2 separate regions of the Homo sapiens genome follow, and region 1 is linked to region 2. The links are chromatin loops, found by intact Hi-C in ENCODE. Cell type or tissue: Panc1. All regions are shown on one strand. Region 1 overlaps FYB2 (FYN binding protein 2). Region 2 has its middle 59 kb from the start of MIR4422.

Evidence for each region. Hi-C counts contacts between places; a loop is a spot of excess contacts. Peaks named below come from ENCODE experiments on the same cell type or tissue, not always from the same donor. Only the 100,000 strongest peaks of a DNase experiment are listed, where the experiment ranks them.
Region 1: a loop joins it to region 2, with 3 times the contacts of the local background. A loop is called at or near these places in 16 of 110 quality-filtered maps.

The regions. Positions count from the first base shown.
Region 1 is chr1:56,802,714-56,805,213 of GRCh38, forward strand. All of the region lies in intron 1 of FYB2 (FYN binding protein 2), which reads right to left. Among named protein-coding and RNA genes, the nearest start is that of FYB2, 15 kb to the right of the region's middle. In Panc1, CTCF peaks have their summits at 1,047 (motif pointing left) and 1,259; a DNase peak (open chromatin) is centred at 1,058.
Region 2 is chr1:55,283,820-55,286,319 of GRCh38, forward strand. No RefSeq gene overlaps it. Among named protein-coding and RNA genes, the nearest start is that of MIR4422, 59 kb to the left of the region's middle. In Panc1, CTCF peaks have their summits at 1,136 (motif pointing right) and 1,346; a DNase peak (open chromatin) is centred at 1,322; H3K27ac peaks cover 1,015 bases.

The DNA.
Region 1 (2,500 bases), 1.5 Mb after region 2:
TCAAGGCAATAAGAGAGGAGGAAATATTTTGGTGTAGGGAACCCTTCGGTGGATTTCAGATCATATCACCTTGCACTTTCTTGTCTGCATGTGCCTACACTCCTTGTCATGAAGGCCTTTCTGTCCATCCATCACCAATTACAGAGCCATTAGAACTTTCATCTAAGAATTCCAATAGTACATTAACATCAACACAATCATCTTCCTAGCATCAACATGAAAATTTGTGTGTTAGCAGCCTCTCTATAAAATCTCTTCCATCCATTTCTTTCCCTGCACAAGACCCCAGTCTTCATGTCTTCCTCTTTCTTTGAAACATTGCTTGGATTCTCTGAGATTTAGTTTCAGCACCAATTTAGGTCTACAATCCTTACAAAATCCTCTGACCAAGTATACTTTGGAATTCAAATTTTTTCCAGTTTTAGAAAGGTAATATATTACAAATTCTGTATACGTAAATCCTAGTGTGGTCTGAGACAGCATGCTGTGATCAAACATGTTACCATTTCTATAGTAAAACATATTAATGTTCATATAATGCAAGATAAATAAAGACCATAAATTGTCTCATGTTGGTTCAGGCAGGCTTTTGAAACCAAAAATGTTATGAAAAATTAGTGGGTTTCAGAGCTTATTGGATTTTGGAATTGTGGGTAACGAGATCATGAACTTTTCCCTAACCACTTCCTCACATTTTCTTAAGAAGGAAGAAGAAAAAGCAAAACAATTATTCAGCTCCAGGCATAATCAATGGTAGCTGGACTGATAGTTATTCCCTGGTTCAGCATGTTGTCTTCTGCTACTTAGATTTTTGCAATCATTTTCTAACTGGTAACCCAGCCTCACACAAAAATGTTGCAGGGATCTGATGGCTCTAAAATACAATTCCAGTCTAAAATGTCACTCCATTTAAAAAAATAATATAGTGTTTCACAAGTATCTATCAGTTAAAGTGCTAATTCCTTCACCTCCTTGATCTGGTCCCAAACCGCCACCACACAGCTTTATGTTGCAGTCACGTAGAACTCCTGGGCTCCCTCTAGTGTGGGCCTTGTTTTCCTGCATCCCATCACAGCCCATGCTTCACCTGCCATCTGGCATGTCCAGAATGTCATAGCACGAAATCTACTGTCCAAATTTTACTCATTCTTCTAGGCACAGCTTACATGCTTCCACCATCAATGGCCCCTTCAAAGCTTAACCTCTTTCTCCTCAGACCTCTTCTGGCAATTGTTCTTAATCCTGGCTGTGCATGGGAATATCCTGGGGACTCCTGAGCCTGCCCCACTGAAATAGAAGCTCCGAGGAGTCCATATTTTATAAATAACCTTGAGTGCTTACTGTGAGGCCAGCTCAGCACCTGGTCCAAGGAACGGATTTGAAAACATGTCTTACAGCACTTCATCTGCAAATCTCTTTTGGTCTTATGCCCTTTGCCACTTTCCATATCCTACTACAATTATTCAAGTAGATGCTTCATCTGCCCTATATTCCATGAACTCCTTGAGGTCAGGTAGAAATACATGCTCACCTTTGTGGAGCCTACAGTTTCAAGCATGAAAATTTGCTCCTAGTAATACTCAATAAGTATTTACCAAACTAACAGCAAATGAAATGAGTGAATATATTTCTGGAGTAATAACCTCCTGAGGGGATGATCTTTTAAAAGGCTTTCTTTGAGAACTACAAATTAATTTCATGCCAATGATGCATCTAAAGCGCAGGTTCAGGTCAGATGCAGTGGCTCATGCCTGTAATCCCAGCACATTGGGAAGTTGAGGTGAGCAGATCACTGGAGGTCAGGAGTTCAAGACCAGCCTGGCCAACATGGTGAAACCTCATCTCTACTAAAAATACAAAACAAAAATTAGCTGGGCATGACGGTACATGCATGTAGTCCCAGCTACTCGGGAGGCTGAGTGGGGAGGATGGCTTGAACCCAGGAGGCAGAGGTTGCAGTGAGCCGAGATGGCACCACTACACTTCAACCTGAGTGACAGAGTGAGACTCCATCTCAATAAATAAATAAATAAATACATAAATAAATAAATAAAGTGCAGGTTCAATCACGCCACTCCTCTGCTTAAAATCTTTCAATGGCTCCTTGTTACCTTATTGGTAAATCATACATTCCTTAGCCAAACACATAAGGTCTTCTCTGATCTTTTCCTGTCTACAGCTCCAGCTTCATTTCCCACCACTTCCTGCCTCTAACTCACCCCTGCAGTAAAACTGAACTTGCCTCTGTGCATCTGCTGTTGCCCCTGCCCGGAATGCCCTTCCTGCTTTTCTTTGCCTGGCTAAATGTATTCATCTTTTGAGATTTTTTAGCTGAGTTACCAATCCCTCCGAGCAGCTTTTTCCAGTTCTTAGGTTGGGCCAACTGTCTGTACTTGCTCCATTTTAGTACCTTCTGCTTCCCTCTGTCTTTCCACTTATCTAATTTTGTTGATTAAAGTGATTTACATACGTGTCTGCTTTACCACACCCCACTCGCACA
Region 2 (2,500 bases):
TGGCTCATCAGTTGGCCCCTAACGCTTGCCGTGTGCTTATTTTGTATCAGATACCACGTTAAGTGCCTTACGTGAGTCACCTCATTTAACTCTCTTAGTAGCCCTATAAGGCAGGAACTATTATTATTCTAATTTTACAAATGAGGAATCTGTCACGGAGAGGTTAAGTAATTTGCCTTATGTCCCATAGTTGTTAGTTGTGGCCAATGTCTTTTCCAGCTCTTATAGTCTACCTAGATTGGAAGCTCTCTTTGAGGAGGAGCCTTATCATATTTATTTTTGAGTCCCCAAGGCCTAGAAGGCTTTCAGACTGTGTTTACTGCTTTGCTGAAGTCAGTGGTTTTAACTGTAAATCAAAGGTCCAAAACATAGAATCACTTGGTGAGCTTAGAAAGTGGCTCACGCAGACCAGGTGCAGTGGCTCATGCCTGTATTCCCAGCACTTTGGGAGGCCGAGGCAGTTGGATCACCTGAGGTCAGGAGTTCAAGACCAGCCTGGCCAACATGGTGAAACCCCATCTCTACTAAAAATACAAAATTAGCTGGGCGTGGTGGCAGGTGCCTGTAATCCCAGCTACTTGGGAGGTTGAGGCAGGAGAATCACTTGAACCTGGGAGGTGGAGGTTACAGTGAGCTGAGACCATGCCATTGCATGCCAACCTGGGTAACAAGAGTGAAACTCCATCTCAAAAAAAAAAAAAAAATGCAGTTCGCACGCCTGGGCTAGTCTCAGATCAGTTGTATCCCACGCTTTGTGTGTCTAATGGAGAACCATGGAGCTAAATATTCTGATTATTATTATTATTTTTTGAGACAGAACTTTGCTTTGTTGCCCAGGCTGGAGTGCAGTGGTGCAATCATAGCTCACTGCAGCCTCAAACTCTTGTGCTCAAGAGATCCTCCCACCTCAACCTCCCAAGTAGCTGGGACTACAGGCATGCACCATCATTTCCAGCTAATTTTTTGTTTTTAATTTTTAGAGACGGAGTCTTGCTATGTTGCCCAGGCTGGTCTCAAGCTCCTGGCCTCAAATGATCCTCCAACCTTGGCCTCCCAAAGGAGTGTTACAAGCGTGAACACCTGGACAATATTCTGATCCTTTACCAACTGCTAGCCCTTCTCCCCTCTTTCTGCTTCTTGGCACTGGGGGGTGCTGTTGGATAGTTTAAAAAGTAGTATTTCTTCCACTCCTGGTTTTTTTTTTTTTTTTTTTTTAAATTTGTCTTGTGTATTTCGTCTCAAAAACTTGGTGGAGAGTTGATGAAATGGACAACAGCCTGAACTAGCCTTCCTGTGGCTCTCTTCAGAATGTTAACCATTGGCGTTTAGGCAGGCAGATATAGAAAGTTTCTGGTGACTCTGCAGTTTAATTCCTTTTTCAGCCTTCCTCCAGGAGCAGTTTATCTTTGTTCAGGAGGACGATGTTTATAAGGAATTATGTGAGGTGTGGCAGGCTAAATAATGAACCTCCAAAGATGTTCATGTCCTAACCCCCACAAACCTGTGAATCTGTCACCTCACTTTGCAGGAGGGACCTTGCAGATGTGATTAAGGTAAGGATCTTGAGATAGGAAGATTATCCTGGTGGACCCTATGTAATCACAAGGGTGCTTAAATACTGGAAGGGGAAGGCAGAAGGTTAGGGTAAGAGAAGGAGAGTTGAGAATAAACGGAAGAGTCAGAGTCAGAGAGTTGTGAAAATGCCCCACTGCTGGCTTTGAAGATGGAAGAAGGGGCTGCCAGTCATGGAATTAAGGCAGCCTGTAGAGCTGGAAGTGGGTTTTCCTCTAGAACTTCCAAAAGGAAGGAGGCTCTGCTGATGCCTCAATTTTAGCCCAGTGAAACCCATTTTGGACTTCTGACCTACAGAATAGTAATATAGTAAATTCGCATTGTTTTAAGAGACTATGTGGTAATTTTAATTTTCATCTTTACAAAGATCCCCAAAATTACAAGAATAAAATTGTTACCCTCGATTTAACAAATGAGGAAAGAAAGACCTAGATTTTGAGTTACTTTCTCGGTGGCACTGAAAACTCAAGGCAGGGTGGTGACAAGGCCCCAGGTTTCCTGATTTCTGCTTTGTTCTCTTCACTAGGGCATAGAGGGCAACATGTCATAACAGGCAGAACTCCTTGGAAGTTGTCTAGCTCAGGGATGGTAAACAGGTTTTATTTGCTTCATGTGCCAACTCTGGACTATTGGTGGCACTGTACTGTGTCCTGCTTACCGGAAAAGGGTGCTGTGATTGATTAGCAATGTCTGCATGGGCTTTGGATGGGTAAGTCTCCCATGGCAACATGTGTGTCATGCATTTGCTGTACCTCAACTAATCCAACCCTCTCATTTAACCAACTAAGAATGGAATCCCAGAGAGGGGAATTGACTTATTCAAAATTATACAATGAACTAGAGACAGAGCTGGGATAATGGTTTTTCTCACTTACTGTCCAGCTCCCAGGGTCACCAATCAGATTTAAAGATTCCAACTTCCTTTTTC